3 separate regions of the Homo sapiens genome follow, and all the other regions are linked to region 1. Evidence: read pairs that join two places in POLR2A ChIA-PET (ENCODE). Cell type or tissue: Panc1. All regions are shown on one strand. Links, peaks and the distances in the headings refer to the core of each region. The heading gives the core; the rest is flanking DNA. Region 1 has its middle 4.3 kb from the start of PAX2. Region 2 has its middle 87 kb from the start of HIF1AN. Region 3 overlaps SCD (stearoyl-CoA desaturase).

Region 1 (6,592 bases), core at 843-5,842:
GGGATTGAATCAGCAACTAGGGCAATTGTGGTCTTCAGCTATCGCTGCCTATACCCCCAGAACTTACAAAAATAAGCCGTTTATTCGATGCCCTCCCTTTTTCTGCACTGCTCTGTCCCAGCTGGCTCTCTGGCTCCCTGACGCTGGTCCCCTGCCTCTGCCTTCTGGGGCCCTGAGCTCCCTCCCTGGCCTGCACTGAGTTCCCAGGTTTCTTTCTACCTTGGGAGACTTCTCCTCTCCCTCTCCCCATTCGGGCGCCAGGCTTTCAGAGCCTGGGGGAGACACAGCCTGATGCCTCGCCGCCCTCTTTTGCCAGGCCTCCTCACCCCGTTATTAACTGCTGTGTTGACCTGCAGGATTGATTGGCGGCCCCGCTGGAAGAGGCTGCGGAGGCCTTGGCCTCGGAGCAGCCTCTGCTTAGGGCAAAGGGAGAGAGGGAGGGGGAGGTGCTGGATATGGGTCCCCAGCTCCCATCTCAGCCCCGCCTGGAACACAGCTGTCTGCCTATACTACCTTCGCCACCCCCTGGCACTTTTTACACACCCTCACAACACTCAAGCACACTCCTACGATCCCCTCATCCAGACGCTCAGCCCCCAAAGAGACACATCAGAAATTCTCCTTAATTGATTCAGAAATTGAAAGGGGCTTCCTCCCTCCATCAGTTTCTTCAATGTATTCGTTATCCGCGGGTCTAGACCTCCCAGCCCGTCTAGACCTAGCGGAGCGAACTCCTGGAACCTGAGGGATTTTTTTCTTTCCAACATTTACCTTGCAGCTTTTCTTTTTTAGGAACAGTTACACAAAGTTAAGAAATAATTCTGGATGTAGGTGACGCTTGAGATGCAAGTCTCAAACCAAAGCATTTTTTCCAGAAAGAGACCCTGTCCTGGCTCCTGAGGGATTCAGTTCAGCCCTTTTGTTTCAAGTTCGGGGAACGGATGGCTCTGGACCTTGGAGGGCAGAGGCTGGCAGTCGCCTGGGGCAGGGGTCTCACCCTACAGAGAGGGCCCTCCTTCCCCCTTTCCCCGAGGGCCTAATCCGTCGCGCGCGCGCACGCGGACACACACACACACACACACACACACACACACACACGGCCCCCATAGCCACCGCAACTCTCAGCAGCAGCCCTAGCCCCGACCCGAGGCCCCAAGACGGCGGGCCAGGAACCCCTGGGACGTCCTGGCTCCAGGCTGGACGTAGGCGGAGGTGGCAGGAGTGGACAAACCCAGGCGGGTCCCACGACGCCCCTTTCCTCGGGTCTCTCCTTGTTTCAGCCAGCCGCTCTCGCCCCTGGTCCCCTCTCCCCTGCGTTCGGGTCCTTTGTCTCCAGCCACCTCGCAGCCTGTCCCCGCCTCGGCGGCCCTGCCCTTTGGGCCTCCCAGTCTCTCTGGCGGGTCCCCCTGCCTTACCAGCTCCCGGCTGTGGCGCGCTCTCCGCCTGCTCCTCACATCCACACAGCTGCTGGGAGAGGAGGAAGGAAAGGCGGGCGCGCCGCGGATGGATCCGAGACGGTAGATTTGGTGCCGGCTCGCAACTCTGGGAAACTCAGCGCGGGTCCTCCCGCCCCTCTCCAACTCTGCCCAGCGCGGCCCGGTCGCGCGCGCTCACCCGCGGGGACCCTTCCTTTCCCTGTATTTCGGCTGTGGCTGTTTCGCTCCCTCTGGTCTCCCAGCCTCTGGAGTGTGCTTCCCTGGCCCTGCTCTCCGTTCCCTTTCGGCCGCCCCCGGCTGTCGCCTGCCCCCACCCTCCGCAGGTCCCACGGTCGCGGCGGCGATGACTGTGGAGGTAACGCCGGGGACGTCCTGGGTCAGCCTGCACCGTCTCCCTCGACCACAGCCCGATGAGGCCGCGGGCTCCGGGCCGGCTGCTAAGAGAGTTAATCATTACTTCGCCAGCGACACTCAGCCTCCCTCCGACTCTCTCGCCCGGCCTAGGGGAGGAGGGGAGGGGACAGCTGGCCAGGTGGGGACTTCGGCTTCGCACAAACCAGCCTCTTCAGGCCTCCCAGAGACAGGTGGTGGCTTCTCAGTTCCCTCGGCAACTCTCTAAGGTCCTCTTTCTTCCCCTCCTGTCTCTCCCTCCTTCGAGCCTCCTCCCAGCCAGGCCTCTCCCCACCGTCTCCTGTCCGCTCTGGCTTTGACTGATTAACTGCAGGTCCTGGGAGAACCAACTTTCTTTGTTTGGAACCGGACCGGACGGGATTTCCTTCCCTAGGTCTCCGCCAATGGGCCAGCTCCTCCCGACGGTTTTGGCGGACTGGCTGAAGAGGACCGCGCCTGAGGCCACAATTAACCCGGCTGTTGGTGGTGGTGGTTGGGGGGTGGGCAGTGAGGAATTTAACCGATCCTCTAGCAGCTGCGCTGGTGCAGTTGGGAGGGGGGTGCAGGAAGTGGGAATGGAGGAGTGGCAGGAGGTATAGACAGAGGGAAGAACGATAAACCTGGACAGGTGTGGCATAGCCAATAGAAGGGGAAACAAAATAAAACAGGAAGGCGGCGCGGGGAGGAATCCCCAGTAACCTTTATAGGATTGAAGTTGGGTGGAAAACGCCACCTCCTGCCCTACCTTAGCACTCAGATCCCTCCTTTACCTCTTTGTGAAAGGGTAAGAGTTCAGAAAGCTGGCCATTTACTCCATAATCTACTAGAGAAATGTCTGGGTTTGCAAAATGCCTATTGATTAGCTCCATGGAGTAGACAAGACAGGCGTAATTATCCCCATTTTACAGGTGAGAAAACTGAGTCTCAAAGAAGCAAAGGGACTGTGTATGTAGTGGCTGTCACTTTTTCCTGTAGGCTGTGGGGTGAGTGGCCCCTTTAGGAGGTCCATGGGTATCTAGGGAGGCGGTACAGGCTGTGTCCAGGTCTGAGCCAGAAGTACCAGGGCCTCACGGGGCTCCTAGCCCTTTTAGCTTGTTCTCTGTTGGACAGGACCTTCACTCTTACTCTCTAGACCTGCTGGCTGGGTTTCTCCCAGCTTCGCTATTTTTTCAGTTCCCTAGTAGAGTGGCCCATGGGCGGTAGCCACCTGGCTGGCCCGTGCCACTAAGAGGCAGCTTTGGTGGCCAAGTGGCTTGCATTGTTGTTGCTCCTCAAAGGGCCTGTGAAGGGCTGGGCAGGTCGCAAAGACCTCTTGTGAGGGGAAGCTAGATTAAAGGGGGAGGGATCCTGGAGGATAAAGGCCCAGCACGTGCGCCTGGACTCCACAGGACCAACAGACCGAGCGGGCGGGGCCAGCTGGGAGTCAGGCCCCCCGGGCTTCACGCAGGGAGCCCAAATATTGGGAACAAAAGCAGGAAAAGAAGAGTGAGAGCAGGAGGGAGGGAGGGAGCGAGGAAGCAGAAATTAGGGGGTCTTAGATGAAAAAAAAAAGAAAGTAGCTTTAGGGGGAATGTGCTGTGGAGTGTGAAATTGCAGCCCATGGTGCTCCATATTGTACCAGAAGCTCTTCCAAAAAAAAAAAAAAAAAAAAACCATCCTCCAACGTGACCAGAGGGCCAGGCAGGGGGAAGGGCGGGGAGAGAATGGGGAGGAGGAGGGGGAAAGGCCGGGCAGGAGCCGGTCAGGCCTTTCTGCGGAAGGGGCTGGGGTGTAAGTTTCGGCTCCCTGGGATCTGACAGCCGAGGGTATGCGCCCTGGGGTGCGCCGGGACCCAGAGGGCGAGTGAGCCTCGGTTGGTCGGCTCTGGAGTTCGGTTGTCAGAAGAACTTTTATTTTTCTTTTTGGTGGTGACTTCTAAAAGTGGGAATAATCCAGAAATGAAGCTCAGCTGCGGAGCTGCAGCTCTGTTCTCCCTCTCTCCCCTCCCTTTCTGCTTCTCTTCCCTTCGGACTACTTTTCTCCCCTTGGTTCTAAACAGCTTTTTCCCCTCTGAACTTTAATGCATTTAATTTGGTCCGCGCTGTGGGGAGCATTTCCTGGGGAGATGCATTTAATTTCGGAATTTCTAATCCCCTCCCTCAGACCCCGGTCCTAGCTCCCCTAGCCGCTCCCCGGGAAGTGGAAGGAGGAAGGCAGGTCCCGGCCACGGGGGAGGGGCGCGGCTGGGATGCTCCCGCGGCCCCCTCCGTCTCACCAAGGCTCAGCCGCCTTCCCAAGCTACTGGAGGCCGGGCGCCTGGGCCCCGGGTCAGGGCCCTGCAGGAGGAGGAGAGGCAACCACGCTTCTGCCTTTTCTCGCCTGGGCAGAAAACGCTGGGCCAGGGAACTGGAAACCGGAAAACAGGAGAAAGGGTTTCTGGAAGGCAGCGGGAGCGGGTGGCAGCGGGGCAGCGGGCAGTGGACTAGGTCTACACCGGCACTTCACTTTTGCACAACATGCCCAGAAACGCATTTGAGAGCCCTGGAGTCGCGCTTGGCTTGGCTTGGGGCGCCGGTGCGTGGGTACACTCGAGGTGCGGGGTGCCTATCCGCCACCCCGACACCTACACCCAGACAGAGCAGGCGCGGCCCAGCCAGAAAACCAGGCCGGCAGTAGCTCGGCCTGGAGGGCGGAGGCAAGGTTGGGGGCCGCCAGGCGCCTGGGCAAGCCTGGCAGGGAAGGGAGCCGAGAAGGCAAAGGAGCCGAGATCCACAAGGAAGATTTATTGGGCAGATCAGATGCACAGAGGCGGCTAATGAAGCAAATCCCGAGATGGGTATCAGAGCAACTCCCCAAAAGTTTATTTGCCTTTAAATTTCCGCAGGGAGGCGGGCTCCTTGTTTGAAGTGTAAATGCCCCTAGGTTGGGGGGTGGAAGGGCCGCTTTGAAAACACCAGAGAGAAAAGGTTCATTTAGAGGCGGACGGGAAAAGCAACCAACCCTGACAGGTCGGAGCCCGGGTAGTGTTTGGGGTTGGGTTGTTTTCTTTCTTTCTCTTTCTTTTCCCCTTTCCTCTTCTTTCTTCCTTTTTTTTTTTTTTTTTTTTTTTTTTTTTTTTTTTTTTTGCTTTCTTGCTTCCCCCCACCCCTCTACTAGACTGTATAGAAGAAAGAGAACAGAAAAGGGGGAGTCAGAGGAGCGGCCAGTGACTGGATGAAGGCCAGCCCTTCATCCTGGAGCCCCAGGAGAAGGCAGAGCTTTGGAGAAAAGGGGTTCCTAATCTCCAGGGAGCATTACTCTTTGACTCTCTAGACCCAGGAATGGGCTGGAGCTAATGGGGAAGCGGCCAGGAGCCGGCCTGGCGGAAGAGTGAGTGTCCAGCTAGTGCAGTGCTGGGGAGACGATCCCAGGAGCAGGGGGGACTCTCAGGGGCTACCTGGGAATGGGACTATCAGAAGGGTCTTTACTCCTCAGAAGGTGCATGTGAAGGACAGGTGTGTGAGGACAACTTCCAGCACACTTGGCGCATTAAGTCCCCTTCTCTACAAAATGGAAAATCCTTCTCGCCCAACATGTGAAAATGCTTGTTGTGGGCACCCACATTTCATGGTACTTGTAACATAGGGACATGTCTAGCTGGTTCTAGAAAAATCTGTGTCTGTGTGGAAGGGGGGGGGTTTACTCACAGCTTTCTTCCTTCAATAGTTCACACACCCCGAGACAAATTCCTGGATGACCAACTTGGAGAGACCTGGGGCAAAGGTTACTTTAGTTCTGAGCTCCTCTAAATAAGGACCCTTTCTCAACGTTCCTTTCACCCCAGTTCTGGGTTAATTACTTCCCAGAGGGGAAAGCCAAGGCTGTGCTAGCTAATACCACCTGAGATCCCTTGCACTCTGGCCTGGGAGCTGTTACTTTTCGGCTGCCCGAACTGTTTTCCTTCTTCGGTCCCTACACGAAGTTAGTGCGTGTTCGTGGGGTTGTGAGGCCAAAGCAAACCCGGGAGCGCCATCTGCAGGCCTCAAGAGGAAGAGACTGACCTTAGAGGCTAGGCCCTGCGTCTTCAACCTCTAGCCCAAGGGAACCAACCTGCCTAGCCACCCAAGGGAAGTGGGATAGGGGCTGGGAGGGGCAGGCGGTGAGGAGTGTTTTCCTCCCAGACTTTACCCCGCAGGTGGATTAAGCTTATTGGGCTCTGGAGGATACAGGAGGGAGGGCAAATGCCAGGATCCCAGCGGACCCAGGCCCCACAGGAGTGAGAGGCTCAGAACCTCGTCCCGCTGAGCCTGGCCTGAGCTCCTCCTGAGGAATAAGGGCATCCCAAAAACCCGGGTACAAGACGCCCAGTAGTAGTAGTTAGGCTGAGTCAGGCAGGTGCATCTCTCCCCATGGTATCTGCCGCCCAGGCTCCGGCCAGAGGGAGGGGAGCGCGAGTCCGCCGCGCTTCCGCGGGGCGCCCGGAGCTGCAGACGGGGGCTGGAGGAATCTCGGATTCGGGCTGCAAGAGCGCTGCGCAAGCTTCGCCGAGCCGCCCTTTCGCAGACCCAGGGAAGCGGGGGGAGGGAGCGAAGGAGGGAGAGAGAGTTAAAACATCAGCTGAAGTGCCAAGATGATTTATGAGACGAGGGAAAATATTTCATGAAGATCTCCCGGATATTCTGTACTTAACCAGTTAGGAGACAAAGGGCTTCTTCTGCCTGGTGCGTGCGAGCGGACCCCAGCGAGCAAGGGAGCTAGTGCCAGAGAGAGCTGCGGAGGCTCCGGCAGGAGTGGGGACGTCCCCGTGG
Region 2 (6,592 bases), core at 740-5,739, 120 kb before region 1:
AGGTCCTTATTATGGCTCTTCTAGGTCACTTCATTTCAACCAACAAACTGCTTTTGAGTGCGTACCGCATCAGGTACCAGGTCAGGCATCCTCCTCTGCCTTTCAGTTTTACTGTCTCTAATTGTTCTACACACTGCTGCCAGAATAACTCTCCTAAAGCACAGCTCTGATCATGTCACTCCCTTGCTCAAACACCCTCAAAGGCTCCCCGTTGCCTGCTATAGAAAGTGCAGACTCCTTACTCTGATATTCAGGGCCCTTTGTTATCTGGCTCCTGCCCACCCCTCTCTCCAAACCTTCCCATTACTCTCCTCCATGCTTACATTTGCCAGCCAAATTGGACTCAGAGTGGTTCCCCTGAACATTCCCCACACAGCGACTTCCCACTTACGAGCATTCACTCATGTCCTTCCTCTGCCTGTGACAATCTCCTTCTGGAATGGCATCACCTTCCAACACCCCAACTCCTCTCTGCCCATCAATATTTTAATCCTCTGCAAGTCCTGATTCAAGCAAAGCCATCTTCTGAACATTACCTATAAATGTGTGCAAGGTGTCTGCTGGCTACTATAATTATTATTGCTATGATTATTCTCCCCCCTCAGCAGTGGTTTCTCTTTTCTGGGAACCTTATAGGCCCTCTCCACAGCTTTCCTGGCTGCTGACATGGCTTTCCTAATACTGATATTGCTTGTATACCTGACCTACATCTGTCCTGGACTATAAACTTCTTGAGAGCCAGGACCAATAATATTCATTTGTGTCCCCCTCAGCCCCTAGCCCAGGAACCTCAGTAAACACCTGTTGAACAAGTGAATAAAGGAGTGAGTGAATGAACGAATACAGCTAAACTCACTAGGACATGGCTATGTGACACAGACTTGGCTCTTCTGAGCTTCCTGTTCTGGACGGTGACCACCTAAGAGTTCCCTGTCATTACTCCCGGCTCTCCTGACATGTGTCCAGGTGAGCTGGGACGTAAGTGTGCAGGCTGTATGACAGGTGTGTCATCCCTCCAGAGTGAGAGGGGAGTGTGGCAGAGTTCAGCCTTCCCAACTCATCAATCAAAGGGCACTTACTGACAGCTCCTGAGAGCCAGCTCTGGGCTCTGCTGCTAGGGAGGGATGAGCGGGAGATGAGAGCTGCCCTCTGGGGGTTCCCCGTCTTGCTGATCCTTGCAGATTGGGCCTGCTTCTCCTGTGACTCTCAGACCAGGGGAACTCAAAGGACTGTCATGGTCACTGATGGGCAGGTGGATGGACTGGGCTGGCCCTTTCCTCCCAGCTGCCCTGCAATGCTACTTAATCCAGAAGTGGCTTTTTCACCCTTTTGGTCTAGATTGACTACCCCGTCCAGACTTGGGGTACCCTGTTGCCTCCTGCAGAATTCTCTGTTACACAGCCCAGAACCACACAGCTGAAAGTCACTGAATGGATGGGTGGATGGAAGCCGTGGCTAGCTGACTGAAGCAGCTGAGCAAACATCTGGAGGAACCAAGTGCTAACTGAGTGCATGGGCACAAAGAACACTAGTTAGCATTTATTGAGCACCTACTACATACCAGGCACTGTGCTAAATCCTTTACCGGATGCACTCATTTACTCTTCCCTTCACTCTTATGAGTAGGAACGATCATGATCCCATTGAGGAAGAGGAAACCGAGGCTCGGGGAGGTGAAGTAACTTGTGTGAGCTCACCCCGCTTATCAGTGGCAGAACCTTGGTTCCTAACCTAGGCAAAATCTCGGCAGGGTCTTGCCTAAGCTCTGTCCTGTCCTTCAGTGACCTCTTGCCCAGCCCGTGTGCTGATGAGGTACCTCCAGGCTCAAGGTCTTTACTCCTCTTTTTTCGGTCTCCTTGGCAAAGTTCAGAAGAGGCCGGGCAGGAGCCTTTGTTTCCCCAGAAAGGGACTTCCCAGCCCCTTTAGCCCCTGTCCCTTTGAGGAGGGGGCGGCGCTCCCCGGGCCTCTGCTGAGGGGTCCCTGCGCTGGGGGCGCCCTCGGCTCTGGGGGGGCCCCCGCCCCCGCCCCCGCCCAGCCCCTCCCTGGCGGCCAGATACCAACAAGCACGCTAAACTCCGGGAGATTTACAGCGGGCGGCGGGGCGGCGGGGCGGCCGCCGGTGAGATATCTCCAAACAGCGCACTAACCACTTTCCATTTTATACCTCACCAGCTTTATAGCATCTTAAGGATTTCTGTGCACGGCTGGCTTCCCGCCCAGGGAAAAAAACCCAGCCTTGTAAATAAATACTAAATATATATGAACAGAGACGACAGCGAGCAACGCGGAGGAGGGGAAGGGGGTGGGGGGCTGCGGGTGGGGGGGCGCGAGGGTGTGGGTAGCAGCCGGGGGCCGGCGACCGATGGGGAGCTGGGGGAGGCGGGGATATATTGGGGTGTCCGAGACAAAGGCGACAGTGAGAAAGCAGTTGACAGGCAGAGTGAGGGAAACTGAGCCGGCAACAGAGGTGGAGGCAGAGAGAAACAGAGATGGAGGCTGAGCGGAAGTGCTCCACAGACAGCCAGTCCGTCTGTGTGTGTGTGTGCGTGTGTGTGTGTTCGTGCTTGTTTGTGTGTGCAGGGAGTCCTGCTTATTAAAGCTTAAAGAGAAGCCTCCCCAACCCTCCCACCCATCCGTCTCACAGTTCTGAGGGGATTGGGACTCAGGGATGGGCTACCCACCCCACTCTGTGTGTGTGTGTGTGTGTGTGTGTGTGTGTGTGTCCCTGGGGTTTGGGGATACTTGGTGTGGGTGGGACTGTGCCAGGGTGGCATTGGGGTGTTGGTGGGCAAGTGGGCCGAATGTCTGTGGTGTGTGCAGGGTGGGTCTGGGTTAGGATACATTGGAGGTGTGAGGAGGCAGGTGAGTTCTGGGAGTGTGTGCAGCTTTGAGATTGATCGTGGAGGGCTGAGCGAGGCATAGGTGTTCAGGTGCCTTTGAGTGTCGTGGGGTGGGTAGGGGCCTGGGGAGAGATGAGTCAAGAGGGTCTTCTCTCAAGATGGGCCTTGGAAGGACTATGTGTTGGGCCTGAAAGCAAGTGTCCCTTTGTGTGCTGGGAGTGTCAGGGTTAGGTTTTGAGGTGATGCCAGGTGGTCTCACCTCCTCTTCCTCATCCTCCCTCCTTGAGTCTTTCCAGAGGTTCTGGAATTTTGTCTGCAATGGCCCTGCAGGGAGGGTCCTGGTGCTGACTGAGCCCCAGCACTAGCCCTGCCCCAGCTCTAAGGTCTCTGGACAGGAGCCAGAGTTGAATTAGGGGGCAGGAGAGACCATCCTTTCCCCTCTCAGGGGGCCCAGCGATCCCTTCTCATTCCCCCCTTGTCTTCGATATTAAGTATTCAAACCTCATTTACATCCTTATTTTTCAATTTGCTGCCACAGTAGTTTAATTTATTCGATATAATTTCTTTTTCTGAGGGGACATTAATCATTGCCCTGTGCTTTTGGGCGCCTGTGGGATCTCTGCGTGTATATATGTGTGTGCGTGCGCATCTGTGCGTGTGTGTGTGTACGATCTATGTGTTGGGGGTAGCTGTGTGTATCTGTGAGTGTGCATCTGCATCCATGTGTGTCTGTGCCGGTGCATATTTGTGTCTGTGTGTAAACAAGGCACCACGTAGTCTGTTTGTGAGTGTTGTGTGTGAGAAACATGGGTCTTTGTTGGGAGAGTGGGGGCAGGTGTGTGAAGGTAAGTGTGATGGGAGTGTGCTAACCTGGTCAAGTCCTCTTCTTCAGAATCCTCCTGGCCCTTCCAGGATGTCAACAAGGAGGGGAGGTGGCAAAGTATTTGGGAGACATGAGATCCCTGTCACACCAGTTCTGGCCTCCCTTGGACTGAACTGCAGGCCAGTTTAAGGGCTCCCCCTACCCCAGGGCCATCTCAAGGTGTGCCGCTCCCACAAGGATGGGTTCCTCCCATTGTCCCCTGCTGGATGCAGCTGTTTTTCCTTTCCTGAGAGTGTGTCCTGGGTAGTTGCAGCTAGAAATGTTCTAGAGTCCATGGTCTTTCAAGAAAGTGAGAAAGACCAAGAGGCGAAGACAGACACAGAGATGGAGAAAGACAGGCAGGAAGGAGCAAGGCCAGCCATGGCAGGGAAAGAAAGAAAGAGGGAGGAAGAGACACAGAGAATGATGGAAAGAGGAGCGGGAGAGAGGGAGAAGTGAGCGAGCCAGCAGCGTCTCAGCCCATAAAGTCCCTGGAATGGGAGGAAGGGGCGAGGGAGACTCTCGCATCAGCTCAGGCGGGTCATGGCTCAGCGCAGTATGAGGGCGGGGGGGCCAAGGGCTGGGGCTGCTTTTCTTCCAGGAGCTGAGATGAGTGAAGTGACTTGGGGGAGGCTTGTTTAGAGAGAAGAGGCAGGAGGAAGGGGTAAGGGGGAGGGAGGGAGGGAGAAAACCCCTCCTGGGGATATAATTCAGGGGAATGACTGAAAGGAACATTTCTGAGGCCATTCAAGGATGGGGGAGGCAGCTCTCCAATGCTCCAATCAGCTCTCCCTTCCCCACTCTGGGCAAGTCCACCATCTTTCCGAGACCCTCTTTTGGTCCCCAGCCCCAGAAGCCCTCTGTTTTCCTTCTCTGGCACATTCCTGGGGTCTCCTTTTCTCCCCGCGGGTGGGGCTTGGGAGTGATGGAGCAGGGATTGATGGGCAGGCCTGCAGCATGCCAGGTGCTGTGCTAGGATTGCACCTGTGGCATCTAATTTACTCATTGCAACAACTCCTTGGAGTGAGAATCGGCCACCCGACTTCAGTGAGGAAGAAAGGAGAGGTCAGGGACTTGCTCAAAGTCAGGATTTAAGTCAGATCCACCTGAGGCTGAGTGCGGAGCTGTTCCCATTTCCCTCTGCTGCCTGCTGTCCTGGCCACCACACAGGTACATGCGTACTCCCACACAAAACGGGGTCCAGGACCCAAGGCTAAAGTGGAGAGGCCTCTTGGGGCACGAATCCAGAGGCTGAGGGTACCTCCTGCACCTGTTCTTCTAGCTCCGCCACCCAGCTGTGAGTACTTTGCCCTGGAGAAGAGCTGCCTGCTCACTGCCTTCAGGCGTGAAGAAGGCCCAGGCATCAACAGCCCCGGGGCCCCTTTGGACCCTGACTTCACTTTTGTCCAGGGTCCCGAGGCAGCTTCAGGACCCCTTCTGGAAGGTGGCAGCCAAACCCTCTGGCTCAGGGAGGTACTGGCTCTGTCCTGGGACCTGGTTTCTGCTTCCAGGACCTGGATCGATTTCAAACTCAGCTTCAAGCAGCTATGACCTCCCGTTTTAGCTTCATCCCGACAGTGGCCTGAGGCCCAGGGTTTAGAGGTGGAAGTTTCTTTCTTTTGGTCTAAAATTCTGCAAAATGGACATCATGGAACCTGACCATTTGGGTACCCACCCCAGCACTGAGCCTCCAAACACCTGATTATTTTGAATTCTATAGATTTATATATTCTAACATCAAATGTCCAAACATCTTAATACCCAAGGCTTCCAACATCCAAGCACTTGAGTGCACTGGACACGGAGCACGCAGGAGCTATTGATGGAGTATCCAGAGGTGGAAATCTGAGACGGACTCAGGGTGGGGAAGGAGCTCTGTTTTCCTGGCTCCCTCCTGAGTCCCTTCAATCCTCCTGACCTCTTACAGAGGCCACTCTGCCTTCCTCACCATCCAGGAGTTTGGCTTAGTCATCACCTCCAGCCCTCAGCACAGACACGGTGCACAGAAACCAGCAACCACTTGGGTCAATAACAACTGGGTGATCACAACAGGGGGTCTTTGGGCATTTGGGGGACGGGGGCAAGGGGACAGGCCTGGGGCCGGGGAGAAGGTAGCGTGTTCATTTGAATAATGGGCAAAATCAAATTAATTCTACATTAAATAGTTGTGAATAAAGGGTTGAAGTCAGCAGTTTCAAACTTGTTTTCCTTAATTACTTTCCGTGTTTAATGTCATTAAGAAGATTAAAAATTCATTAACAAGAGTACTAAAGTGGCAAATCAGGAAAGCGATCACTCCAGGTTAGAAACTCCGCTGAGGCCGCACTGTGAGTCTTCTGCAGGGGGGCGTGGGTGGGGGTGGGGGCCCGAGAGGGTGGGGGACAGACACACATTCACACTTACACAGCGACGTAGCAACAAGATCAACACATATCCACAAAGGCACACATGCATCTTCCGCTTGTCCACCCCAGGACTTCTGTGATTGTGGGAGACAGTGGATTCGAATCTGTCACTAATCACATGAACCCTCTCCTAAGAAAGGGAAATAAAGTTCCAACTTTTGTGACAGACAATATATGGCCACAGGAATACTGTCCGCCTGGTGGTCTCGGAGCTCACTTTCCTGTGTTCTGGTCAACCCTCTGTGTGCCCCCACCTCCCTTTCCCTCCCCTCCCACACTCAAGGGCTCTCCCAGGGCAAACCCGATCAGTTTCCTGGGAGGAGCTGCGTCTTTGAGGCTTAATTATCCTGGAAAAGGATCCCTTTTGTCTCCTTAGCTTGTGGGGGAGGGAGGTGAAGGTGGGGCGGGGTCACGTTTCCTTCAGGGAGAGGGAGCAGGGAGACAAAGGGTACCCTGGTCAGGGCGAGGGTAGGGTAGAAGCAGAT
Region 3 (5,000 bases), core at 1-5,000, 390 kb before region 1:
TGTCTCCAACTGCAACTAAGTTCTGTGGCCACTGAGGATCTATTGTTTCTAGCTGTTTCCCTAGGAATGAAACATTGTTAAGAGTTTCTATCAAGGCCACAGCTTCTGCCTGCTAGAGCTACTGAACAGAGGAAGATATGGGGACGCCCAGCAGCCCACTTCCCAGTTAGAGATTATATCTGGCACCTCCTGAGCCTGCAGGCCTCCAGGAAGGTGAGGGAAGACAATGGTGGGGTGCTTCACTGACAGCTTGAAGAATATCCCACCATTGTCTAGAGAGCGTTGCCCGGTGAGAGTATGGGCTGACAGGGATGTGGCAAAGGCGAGACAGAGGAGTTGTGCATGTATCTTGGGGGAGGTGGATGGTATAGCTGGAACGTGAAATCTTTGGTAAAGCTTAAGACACTGTACAAATTGGATTTATGCACAGGGCTAATTTTTCCCTGATTTGGCCACACTGACTGCTTGAATATTTAAATGCTTTTTTGTACCAGTTGATAAATGGCCATAGTCTGAATGCCCTAAGAGTCCCCTACAACTAAGGGCTTCTCAAATTGGTCAGTGCCCAGATTGTACTGGCTGTTATTTTATTTTTTGAGATAAGGTCTTGCTGTGTTGATAAGGCTTGAGTGCAGTGGCGCGATCTTGGCTCACCGCAGCCTCGACCTCCTGAGCTCAAGAGATCCTCCCACCTCAACCTCTTGAGTAGCTGAGACCACAGGCAGGTGCCACCATGCCAAGCTAATTTTTAAAATTATCTGTAGAGGCAAGGTCTCCCTATGTTATCCCAGCTGGTCTTGAACTCCTGGGCTCAAGGGGATCTTCCTGCCTTGGCCTCCCAAAATGCTGGGATGACAAAGTGGTTCATACTACACCTGGCCCTCTGCTGTTATTTTAATAACACCCTGGCTTATGGGTTCTGAGCTCTGCAGGAGTAGTTTGTGGCCCTTAAAACCTTAGAGAAGGCCTAGATAGAGGTGAAAGGAGATAGCTAGGCCCTGGGAGAATGCCTTTAAGATGAAGAATGAGTGGTAAGAGCACTATTCTCTCTCCTGCCTTTCTGACTCCTTAGTTCCTGGGATTCTTTAGCTTATCTTTTTTTCCTGGGTTGAGAGGTTGGGGGGTGATATTTTTCAAGTGGTAAAATCTAAGGGATGTGGTTATCCCTAGAGTTCATGGTAAAGCCAGTTCTCACCCAAAGCCTGACGAAGACAGTTTCTAGCATCCAGAGAGTGTCTCTGGCATCCTTTCCCAGATGGAACTCACACTGATTGGTGACTCCCCCACTGTCTTCTCCTGGCAGGGGTATTCTACTATTTTGTCAGTGCCCTGGGCATAACAGCAGGAGCTCATCGTCTGTGGAGCCACCGCTCTTACAAAGCTCGGCTGCCCCTACGGCTCTTTCTGATCATTGCCAACACAATGGCATTCCAGGTAAGAAGTTGTCTCTGCTCAGCTGTTTGTCCTCCACACTATTAATGATCCGGGGACAGAAAGGAGGGATCAGCACCAGAGAGGAGCCACACCTGACAGCCATTTCACTTTCCTCTCTCCTGTAGTCACCTCAAGTTCCAGTTCAGTCCTTAAGTCCATAAAGCATGAAGAGACTTCTGAGTCTTGGAAAAGGGAACTGGAAGATAATTGGAAAATACTCCTGATGTGTAGGAATATTTTTGATCCTAAGGTCCCTGTGTTGTCACACAATCTGGCCGTTGTGGCTCTTCATCATAAGGGGCTTTGGCACATAAGCCAGAGACTGACCTTAGATTCCTGGGCAGACACTGGACAATAAATTCACTATTTAAGGTAAATATCTTAGGGAGGCAGAGCTGGGAGGATCACTGGAGCCCAGGAGTTTGAAGCTGCAGTGAGCCATGATATCACCACTGCACTCCAGCCTGGGTGACAAGACCCCAACTTTAAAAAAAAAATTTCAAAAGTGAATAACTTAGGACTCCACCACAGTGGGATTGAAGTTGATGTTCCCAGACTCGTGAACTCTTATTTTGAGATAATGAGAGCAAACACTTTTATTGCACTGACTATGAGCCTGGCACTATTCTAAGCATTTGATATAAAGTCCTCACAAAAATCTTAGGAAATAGGTACTATTATCCCCATTTTACAGATGAGGAAACCAAGTTACAGAGAGATTAGATAGACCAGCCCAACATTGTGGCCCTTTCTTGGGCTGCCATGGTGGCTAAGTAAAACATTGAGGTTTGTTAAGGCAAAAAACAAACCTGGGCACGGTGGCTCACGCCTGTAATCTCAGAACTTTGGGAGGCCGAGGTGGGCAGATCACAAGGTCAGGAGATCAAGATCATCCTGGCTAACACAGTGAAACTCTGTCTCTACTAAAAATACAAAAAATTAGCCAGGCGTGGTGGCGGGCACCTGTAGTCCCAGCTACGTGGGAGGCTGAGGCAGGAGAATGGTGTGAACCTGGGAGGCAGAGCTTGCAGTGAGCTGAGATCGCGCCACTGCACTCCAGCCTGGGCAACAGCAAGACTCCATCTCAAAAAAAAAAAAAAAAAAGTTTATAGCAAAGACAGAATGAAGGGAAATGGGGAAAGGGAATGCATCATAGTCATTAAGCTGTAGCAATGGGCAAATGATAGCATGTGGCGTTTGGCTTAGCTTGGAGCAAGAGGAAGAAAGGAAACCAACTTAGTGGTGGCAATATCCCAAGAACTTGCCACATTTGCATGATCATCTCTGCCATAGCAGCTTATACCTTGAAGGCTTCCAAAGTTGTCCTGTGGAGCAAAAGGAAGGAAGAGAGATATTGGTACATTCTTTAAGGGATGGAAAAAGTCATGAAGAAGCCCAGAGGTCGTTTGAAAATGCAGTCATGATCACGAGTTGCATGCCTGGCCTTGTTATTGGGTTGTATGAGCTCTTTTGCAAGGCACCAGAATGGTGCACCCTGCAGCTGCAGCTTATCTACTGATTGAGACCCTAGGACACAAGGCTGCCTGCCTCATGTTCCCCATGCCTAGGGATTAGGTACCCCATGAGGATCTTTTCCAACATTCCTTGCTTAAAGAATTGCAATGTTCTCACTTCTTGAAACTCTCTGAGCTCTGTATGATTTACCTCCGTTCCACCCACCATATAACTTTCAAGAAACAGCAGTTCTATTGCTATGGTCCTGGGACTTTAAGTTGCTTTTTTCTACTTAAGCTTCAGTGGCAAGTTGGGAGAAGAAGGGAGGCAACTCCATGACTCCTTTGGAGCCCAGATTCCTGGGTATTTTGTGAGGTTGGGCTGAGCGCCTTGGGCTCTTGATACCTGTCCATTGGGATTCTCCTAATAGGGTGTCTATCCTCAAGCCTTACATTCCTCTTCTCTCTCTCCCCAGAATGATGTCTATGAATGGGCTCGTGACCACCGTGCCCACCACAAGTTTTCAGAAACACATGCTGATCCTCATAATTCCCGACGTGGCTTTTTCTTCTCTCACGTGGGTTGGCTGCTTGTGCGCAAACACCCAGCTGTCAAAGAGAAGGGGAGTACGCTAGACTTGTCTGACCTAGAAGCTGAGAAACTGGTGATGTTCCAGAGGAGGTGAGTGAAGCCCTGATGGAGGTGGGGATATGGCCCTGGCACCTGGTCATTAGGGACCCCATTTTTTCTCCTGAGACTTTCAAAATATAAGCTGAGAAATTTGCTGGGTTTGCATGTTCACAATCTTAATTTAAAATCCCAATTTTTAACATCCCACGGGCCCGTAGCCATAGACTATTGCTCCATTTCTTTCTCTCTGACTATCTTAATTAAACCCATTACATTCAAGAGATGTTTATTGTCCTAGGACAGTCATAGATTCAAAGATGATTATAGCCTAGTTGCCTAGGTTTGTTTGTTTGTTTTTGTGTTTGTGTTTCAACAGTCTTTCTCTCTTGCCCAGGCTGGAGTGCAGTGGCACAATCATGGCTCACTGCAGCCTTGACTTCCCAGGCTCAAGCAATCCTTCTACCTCAACCTCCTGAGTATCTGGGACTACAGGCACACACCGCCATGCCTGGCTAATTTTTTGTGGGGACAAGGTCTCACTCACTATATTGCCCAGGCCGGTAGCTTAGTTCTTACCTTCAAAAAGTTTGTAGCCTATCGGGGTGGAGAGATAAGCCAAGTATCCAGATAACCATGGCATAAGGCAGAATATTTTCTGTACTATGAGAGGTACAAAGGGGAGGGAGATTGCTCAATGGGCAACACCAAGGAAGTGATATGAAATAAATAGTGTTGGAATCCACCAACGGATAGAAATTTTTACAACTATGTGTGGGGAGAGACAGTGCAAACAGAAGAAACAGAATGAGCTAAAACACGAAGCATGTTCCAGCAATAGAGTCCTTTTGCTTGAAGTATAGGGTATGGGAAGAAGTAAGACTGGAGAGACTAATGCCATTCTTGTCGAGTCCTAAAAGCAGACTTAGGACTTAATTCAATAAGCAATAGGAAGCCATTACATCTTTTGAACTGCAATGTGGCATAGTTACGGACGTGCTTTAGGAAGGCTGCTTTTAGAACAAGTGTAAGAAACCACTGAGCCAAAGTGAGAGGTAGGGACATAAGTTAGGTAATGAGGACCCCTGCTAGCGAAGCAGTGGCAGAAATGGAGAAAAGAGTTGGGTGCAGGGAATGTCAGTGATGTAAAAGTCAAAGACTTGACTGCTGAAGGAATGTAGGGAATCAGTGCCCTTGGAATGTCAATGGCCTGGTCTACATTGAGAATGAAGACTGAGAAAGGGCTTCCTGAGGGACAGAGAGCTGCAGGTGATCAAGGACACTCAATGGGTCTCTGAGGGAAAAGAAGACCAAAGAATTAGGGAGTAGCTAGCAGAAAATGGAGGCATGACACTAAACACAGACTGAAAAAGAGTGCTGATTAGAAAGAGAAAGGAGCCCAAAGGCAGATGGGAAAACCAGCCAAGGATGGAGAGACGTCTGTTCATTAGTTTGTAGTTTGGACCTCACCTATCTTACCAATG

The links. Peaks named below come from ENCODE experiments on the same cell type or tissue, not always from the same donor. Only the 100,000 strongest peaks of a DNase experiment are listed, where the experiment ranks them.
Region 2: POLR2A ChIA-PET joins it to region 1 with 9 read pairs; 2 of 35 experiments call an interaction of 5 or more read pairs at or near these places.
Region 3: POLR2A ChIA-PET joins it to region 1 with 11 read pairs; 4 of 35 experiments call an interaction of 5 or more read pairs at or near these places.

The regions. Positions count from the first base shown.
Region 1 is chr10:100,737,953-100,744,544 of GRCh38, forward strand. It overlaps a transcript of PAX2 not described here. Among named protein-coding and RNA genes, the nearest start is that of PAX2, 4.3 kb to the right of the region's middle. RefSeq lists an enhancer at 1-463. In Panc1, for the core only: a CTCF peak has its summit at 5,818 (motif pointing left); a DNase peak (open chromatin) is centred at 5,821; H3K4me3 peaks cover 4,950 bases; H3K27ac peaks cover 5,000 bases.
Region 2 is chr10:100,619,490-100,626,081 of GRCh38, forward strand. No RefSeq gene overlaps it. Among named protein-coding and RNA genes, the nearest start is that of HIF1AN, 87 kb to the left of the region's middle. In Panc1, for the core only: no CTCF peak of the experiment used is centred there; no DNase peak of the experiment used is centred there; H3K27me3 peaks cover 1,168 bases.
Region 3 is chr10:100,351,063-100,356,062 of GRCh38, forward strand. SCD (stearoyl-CoA desaturase) reads left to right here. Exons shown (of 6, transcript NM_005063.5): 3 at 1,304-1,434; 4 at 3,365-3,570. Among named protein-coding and RNA genes, the nearest start is that of SCD, 6.3 kb to the left of the region's middle. RefSeq lists an enhancer at 3,515-4,015. In Panc1, for the core only: no CTCF peak of the experiment used is centred there; no DNase peak of the experiment used is centred there; H3K4me3 peaks cover 2,022 bases; H3K27ac peaks cover 1,976 bases.